3 separate regions of the Mus musculus genome follow, and regions 1 and 2 are each linked to region 3. A link is a loop called in an ENCODE intact Hi-C map of the cell type or tissue named here. Cell type or tissue: heart. All regions are shown on one strand.

Region 1 (2,500 bases), 62 kb before region 3:
TATATACACACAGACCTAGATACTCGGGACACGCAGCAGAGTGCCCTGTGTGTATCAAGCTATGACTTCGAGATTCCCTTCCATCAAATGCCAGGAGAAGCACTTGATAAATGGCCCTTGGGAGAGCACTTCTCATTGCCCGAGGATGGAATGACTCGCAGGCATACGACACTCCATCAATACAGAGAGCTGGCAGATTGAAGGGCGGGAAGGACCATCCTGGATGTGGTGCATCTGCTTACTAACAGCAACAGCGCTTCAACCTCTTCCCGTTTCATCGCCTACAGAAACCACTCCTCGGAGAGGCACGCCAGTCAACAGATGGTCTCTGGCTAAGGTGTAATCAGGAGCAGCTTGCTAAATTTACCCAAAACAAATAGAATTACAGGCTTTTGCCCGAGTCTGAAATTGAATTGAGAACTTGGGTGGTGGATAATAGAAGCTAAAAAACAGAGGTGCTCAGAATGTGTCGCTGCGTGTTGGGAAAGAGCATGCTAGGAACCTCCCTAGACTGGGTCATCAATTTCCACTCAGGACTACTTCCTCTTGCTAAGTTTCCAGAATTCTTAAAATCACTACCAGGCAACAACATCATCAGACGTACAGTGAACAAGATGGCACTCAGTAGAGTGGATGCTGTTGCCAGAAGCTGCCCTACTCTTGCCGGTATAGTTCTGAAGTTCTCTTAAAAACCTGTGACTCAAAGTCCTCTGAGTGACAGCCTTCTAATGTGCATCCCCAGAATTCCTTGCAGGTCTGCCTTGTGCACTCTGTACAGGAACAGCAACATAAAGCCTTGGGAATTGCCTGGTGATGAGTCAGCATAAAATGAAGAGTAAATTATTTAACCTATGTTGTGGTTTCCTTACCTATAGAGTCAGAACTGCACCACACACGCAAACCCCTACATAAGAAAGACATAGAAATAAACCAAACCATGGAAATGTAAATGAGCTAAATACCTAATAAAAAATGGAAAAAAAAAAAACAAACCAAAGAGGCACGGCACTTATATTCTAAAGAGATAAGTTCTTCCATACTGATCTCCTCAGGGCAAGGCCAGTTTCCTCTCTCACTACTGTGGACAAGGGTCCCCATCTCTTCTAGCTATACCATTTTTGGGTATACACACCCAACTCCACTAGGTAAACATAGAACGGAGATACCCCTGTGCCCGCATTTACTGGACTATTTACAATAGCCCACATGGAATAAAACCATGTTTCTGTAAACAGACTAGCCAACAAAGGATAAGTAGCATAAACACACAAGAGTTTTTTACTCAGCCATATTAAAGAATGAAATTTTGTCATTAGATGGAGAATGGAAGCAAATGGAGACTTGTGCTATAAAGCAAAACAAGCCCGATACAGAAAGGCAATAGGAAATTGCATTTTCTATTAGTGGTTTCTAGAATTCTTTATAGACAGAGAAAGAGAGAGAGAGAGGAAGAGGGAGGGGGAGTGGAAGAGGGAGAGGAGCAGGCAAAGGGGAAAAGGAATGGGGTGGATTTGGTGAAAGGACACAACGTACCACAGTTTCAACAGTCACTTTATTTTTTCCAACTACCACGATTATTTATCACTGTAGAAAGCATCATTAGAAAACCTTTGAATGAAATTTCCAAATACAATTTTGTTTTGAGGTCTTCAGAAACAAAGATATACTGTGTACATGTTTTACAGCATCCTCGTTCGCTATCTAGAACTTCTAAAACAGGAAAGCAAGTACCGGATGGGTATCCTTGACGACAGACCGTCTTCCCCCATTTGTCCTGAGGAGTTCCTGCCTATCCGTTCTATGAGAAGCTTTCTGCTCCTTCTAGTGTTTCTGTTTTAAAGAACTCCCTGTCGTGCAGAAAAGAAATGTGAAAAGCCTTTCTGTGCTGAGCTGAAATAATTAAGGAAAAGTCATTTCTTAAGTTATCTCTGTGTGTGTCTGGGGTGGGGGTGGGGGGTGGGGCTTCCTTCTCAAAAGTTTAGATCATAACCTGACAAAGGCTGAAATGTATTAAAACATGGTTTTGTTTTTGTTTTGAAATTGCAGAATTTAAAAATGCAACTAACATTCTGTTAATGTTAGTTAACAGATAAATAAGACCAAATGTGCCCCTCCTCTCAAGGAAGGGCTGCTGCACTGCCATGTTTTAAAAATAGACACTAGACAGCCTTACTCAAGAATGCGACCTCTCCTTTGGGAACTTTATCAGCTCTGTTCTCTTATCTTCTTACATAGAAAAAGAAATCAAGTTGTGGGCCAGAGAGATGAGGCAGCGAGTGAGGGCCTTGGTGAGTAGTCAGTCACCTGAGTTCATTCCCGAGGACACACATAAAACTGGAAGGAGAGGGCCAACTCCGTAAAGTCGTCCTCTGAACTCCACATGCAGTGTAGGACATCCTCCTCCTCCTAAATATATTATGAACACTCATACACAAACACCCACAATAAATAGCAACAATGATGTAATAGCAGTACTACTACTACTACTACTACTACTAAT
Region 2 (2,500 bases), 52 kb before region 3:
ACATACAAGTGCAGATTTATTTTTCCATGAGAAGAAAACCACCAGGGCAATGCTTTCCTGAGATTTTTATTATCAAGCAAATAAATAAAAGCCCAGTATTCTTCACAGGAAGAGATAAATGCTCAGGACCCTCCAATAGCTTCAAGTGTAGGCCCAATTGCCTACAACTTGCCTTTTCAGGCCCAGCATTCCTTACTATTATTAACCTGCTTCTCAGACTGCTCCATTCTGAAGACACAGCCCAGCCTCGAGGCATCAAAATGTCCTATTGCTTGTGCCTACAATGGCCTTCCCCTCAGTGCCAGGTCTCCCCTTGAACATCATCTCACCAGAGAACATTTCATGGCCACTGGATTCACAGAGCTGCCCCACAATACCTCATCCATTTCCTCTTACCTTTGATAGCAATTACTCTAACTCATGACACATCCCAGAACTCCTAATCCTCCTAATGTGTTCAGTAAGTAGCTATTTTTAATGGAAATTTATCATCTATTGAAGAGGAAGCTTTTGAAATTATATGCAATGTCATACATAGTTTAACTCTTCTGCATGAAAGCTGGACGTGGTTCTGCATAACACATTCAAGATCTGGATGCCACCAATCAAATCAGTGGACTTCAAACAAGAACTCTGATATTTGTTATGTCATTACCTCTTCCTACACATATGCTCCCATGGATATCTGCCTGCCTATCTATCTATCTATCCATCCATCTATCTATCTATTCATCTATGATGGAATATATATATATATATATATATATACATACATACATACATACATATAATCTATCTATCTATCTATCTATCTATCTATCTATCTATCTATCTGAACTACATACCCTATCGATCCATTTATCCACCTATCTCTATCATCTATCTATCTGAAATTATCTATCTATGTATCTATGTATCTATGTATCTGTCTGTCTGTCTGTCTATCTATCTATCTATCTATCTATCTATCTATCTATCTATCTACCTGAAATGAACTACATATAGGGAATTCCAGGCTACAGTGACTGAAAATCATTCTAAAATGGTTTTGAAGTGAACAGAAGTGATTTTGTTATTTAGCTTATTGTACCGTCCACTAGTCAAATATCTTTATGATATTTGTCCTTACAATTTAAATGGCCTGCAGTCCTTAGACTGGAGGGTTTTGTTTTAAGTAGCTACAATATATAGAAACTATGATGGCTTAACTCTAAAGAGCCCAAAGGAAAGGCCTGTAGGAAAGGAAGTTAATTCAATTACACAGTGTTCCAAATAACTGGTTAGTCTGCTGATCTGTTCATCAAACAAGCTTTTAACTATGCTGTCAGAAATGACCAGGTTATATTTTTCCCAGAGAACTGTTAGTTTTTGTTCCTACCAAACTGTGTACTTGGCACACTATATACAGAGCTATAAAATGACAAGATGCTTTATGTAGGAGGACATCCACATCTGAGCACTTCATACACATCTGGAAAGCTCATGTTGACAACAGTGATGATGATGATGATAAGGAAGAGAAGGAGGAGGAGGAGGAAAGGAGGAGGAGGAGGAAGAGGAGGAGGAGGAAGAGGAAGAGGTGGTTAGACCTCAGTTGGTCTACATAAATGTGACAGCCAGAAGCCATAGCCTTCAGTGAGCAAAGCCAGGCTCTACGCTCCTGGAGGCAGGCTTAAACTAACTTGAAAGATAGGTTAAATAACAAAAAAAACCTTGCATCTCAGTCAAATGTCTAGAAGTCTAAAAGCATTATGTTCATCAAAATGAAGTCAGATTCAAGATAATAACACGACTTGACTCCATTAATATGAAATGTCTAAAACAGTCAAGTATGCAGATGCAAGTAAGAATAGGAAAAACAATGGCTGACAAAGAGCATGAGGGCCATCCTATGATGGAAGCCTTGTAAAATTAGACTGCAGAAGAGATTATATAGCCCTGGAAACGCACCAAAATGCTTTGAACTCTATGTTTTAACTCATGAATTTATGGTATATAAATCATGCCTTCACAAAGCTGTTAAAAAGGCAAAGGAGAACCTTCTAGAACCTTCTGGATCTTCCAGTTCCTCAGAAGCAGGGAGCGAGATGGAAAGAGAATGATACCCTACAGAATTCATCGTGTGAACTGTTTCTCTTCATTGCCCATTGTGCCCATTCCCCAGGAGCTGAGAAAGCATAACCGCTCTGTCAGGCATGCGCATTGGGAAACACACAGAACCACTGGCCAGACTGGGAGCCCTTCCCGGCTTGGTAACCTTAGGTAAATCACTTTAGGGCAATCTTTGTGCTTCACGCCCCTCACCTCTAACAGAAATAATATGAGTACTTATCTCATGGGGCTGTTGAGATCATTAAATTCATTACCTGAACCGTGATAAAAGGTGATGGTTGCTGTTGTTATAATCCCTTTAGGATCATCTGGTGTACCCTACAAATATTTCAAACTTGTCTGTAGGGCAAGGTATGAGAGAAAAAAAAGGGGGGTCAGGCAGCAATGC
Region 3 (2,500 bases):
AAAACTGGAGCCAGCCTCAGAGGATGGGGAGCAGAGGAGGGCTCAGAGCCTGAAGCAGAGTACAGCATCCCCTGCTGCAGGTTCTGCCCTCCACCTCACCTCAGCCAGAGTGGCAGTCGTTCTAGTGTCAGGGCAGCTCGTCCTCCAGCAGAGCAGAGGGCACAGGATCCTAGTGGCTCGGGCAGTCGAGAAAAGGCTCTCCCGATAAAGCATTAGATTGTGGTAACAGGCCCTGGTGTGCACTGGGAACTCTTCCTGTGCAGACGTCTGGCTGTCTGGCTGGGTGGGAGGACTTTATCCAATAAAGGTCCAGCACCAAGTTCATGGAAGCCAAGCTTTTAAGAAACAAAATGCTTCCTCTAGTCACCACCCTGATAGACTGTCATCTACCACACATTCACACTCATGTATTTGTGTGTGTGCGTGCTGTTTAGACTGTCAGAATTACTGTACTGAGTCACCCTTAGGAATCAGACACTGTCCTCCCAGCTAGAAGAATCGCCCACCCCTGGAATTTTCAGGATCTTTTCCCACCTTTCCCAGTGTATACCCACTGGCAGGAACCAAAGAGCTATCACCCTGACAAGAGAAAACAAGCTGTGGGCCACTCTAAGGAAACAGGTTTTTCCTTCCCTCGTAGAGACATTCTTTCTTGGTGAGCTCATGTAAAACAGCAAAATGCTCAGTGAACATACTTGGTCCCATTCCCTGCAGGTGACTGTGCCCTTCAGCTTGACCTGTGATATAGAAAGAGAGAAAAAAAACCACTCTCCAGTTTCTAAGTAAAAGGTGACCATTTGGCAGCTAAGGTGATGGAAGCTGGAAACAGTGATGTGGAAGAACTTGTCAGACAGGTGTGGCCCGGGAGCTGGGAACACAAAGCAAAATGTTTCTGGGGGCCAATCTTGAGCCAAATTAATTTAAAAGGACAGGATAGCGACTGTGTGATGTTTGTGCTATGTTGGTATTGGGGGAAGAAAAAAAAAAAAAAAACTGTTCTTATCTGGCAAGGGCGCCCCCTGCTGGCCGCCACTCTGAACTCCGCCTCTTGGTCTCTCTCCAGAGAAGGCAGAATTGCTTGCACAGCACAGAGAATCCGGCAGGGTTAGATGGGCGAGTCCCTCGCAAAGCACACAAAAAGAGCAAAAGGTGCGGGTCACCGCCCCAACCACAATCTACCTCCGTCACGGTTCTCTGCAGTCAGATAAATTACAAGGCGGCTGGAAAGAATGACTACGCTGATTACTGCTTTGCAGGTGAGACGTTGGAAAGCCAGGGAGGAAAGAGGCCATTTTATGGGGCCCAGCCGCAGAAAGGATTCCTAAATTACACTCACATGTTTATAGCGCTTGACTATGGGACTAAATCTCCACTATCCTTCTAATGGCTCCGGTTTATTGTGACATTCTTAATAGTAATTACTTAAGGTCCCAAGCACATGACACAGCAGCCTAGGATTAAAACCCATTCGAACAGTAGACAGAACACCTTGCCAGCGAGTGACCTAAAATCAGCCTTGTGTTCCCACGCCATCCCCCACTTACCCCCTATTTCTTTGCGAGCTACTAGGTGCACAGACATTTTTTCATGAGCTGCTCTTCCAGTGTCTCCGCTTTCCCCTCTCACCTATTTTGTCCTATGTTTGGCCTCTTACAAAACCCTGCTAATGTTTCACAATATTGGCACACTACCCCCCCCCGTCGTCTCCCCCCCCCCAAAAAAAATTCCAGCAAAACACTTTGGGCAGAAAACACTTTGTAATCTGGGGCTCGTGTTTAAACTCGCTGTCGTCCATTGGAACTAGTTACTCAAGGAAAATTGCCACGGCGCTCAGCTGGTTCAGACTACCACAAAGAAAACCTGTTTGTGGAGGCACACGGGTCTCTGCACTCCTGACAGAAACGTCATACTTGAGCGTCTTTAGCTCGGAGTTATATGCCCTTAGTCTCCGAGAGTTCACCAGCTCAGGCTGAACTTGGCTTCCCCCTGGGACCTCAATCTCATGTCTGTTCCCAGCTCTCGACTTCAAACACGGGGGACAGGGATGCAAGGCATCTAGGCGTGAGCAGAGAAATATAATAGACAAAACAAACATGCTTCATCCCCTTTGGGTCACTGGGTCTGGTTTTCATTTTCTAGTTTACATACGAAACCAAGGGGTAAGAAGAAACGCCCATGGAATACAGGACCGGGGGTGGGGGGGGTGGGGGGGGGATCCCTTATTTCTGAATTTTAAAGACACTGCCATACATCGAAACGGGTTGTTTGCTCTTTATTGGATCCAGTTTGCTGAAATTTTTAGTTTTCAGTTCTTTGTGTTTCTTCTGCAAGTGGAAGACTACCCAAATGAAACAGTTTATAGTTATCCTTGTATGTGCTAGTTCGAAGAACGCTTGCTGACCGTCAGGTGTGTTTTTGTCCCCATGTCCGATGTGGGACAATATTTAATTCAAGAGTGTATTTTATTCACCTCTTGCCTTAGCTGGTCCTGTAGGCAGGC

Evidence for each region. A loop is a pair of places that touch in the nucleus more often than their neighbours do. Peaks named below come from ENCODE experiments on the same cell type or tissue, not always from the same donor. Only the 100,000 strongest peaks of a DNase experiment are listed, where the experiment ranks them.
Region 1: it touches region 3 in a loop (1.9-fold over the local background); 2 of 42 quality-filtered maps call a loop at or near these places.
Region 2: it touches region 3 in a loop (2.1-fold over the local background); 2 of 42 quality-filtered maps call a loop at or near these places.

What each region holds. Positions count from the first base shown.
Region 1 is chr17:62,720,997-62,723,496 of GRCm38, forward strand. All of the region lies in intron 1 of Efna5 (ephrin A5), which reads right to left. Among named protein-coding and RNA genes, the nearest start is that of Gm52303, 56 kb to the right of the region's middle. In heart, no CTCF peak of the experiment used is centred here; no DNase peak of the experiment used is centred here; H3K4me3 peaks cover 681 bases; H3K27ac peaks cover 1,133 bases.
Region 2 is chr17:62,730,938-62,733,437 of GRCm38, forward strand. The region is part of intron 1 of Efna5 (ephrin A5); the gene reads right to left. Among named protein-coding and RNA genes, the nearest start is that of Gm52303, 46 kb to the right of the region's middle. In heart, no CTCF peak of the experiment used is centred here; no DNase peak of the experiment used is centred here; H3K27ac peaks cover 405 bases.
Region 3 is chr17:62,783,087-62,785,586 of GRCm38, forward strand. All of the region lies in intron 1 of Efna5 (ephrin A5), which reads right to left. Gm52303 (a long non-coding RNA gene) reads left to right here. Exons shown (of 2, transcript XR_003952355.1): 1 at 1-1,256. Gm46583 (a long non-coding RNA gene) reads right to left here. Exons shown (of 2, transcript XR_001782160.2): 2 at 1-2,500. Among named protein-coding and RNA genes, the nearest start is that of Gm52303, 6.1 kb to the left of the region's middle. In heart, a CTCF peak has its summit at 1,043 (motif pointing left); DNase peaks (open chromatin) are centred at 115 and 1,075; H3K4me3 peaks cover 746 bases; H3K27ac peaks cover 1,453 bases.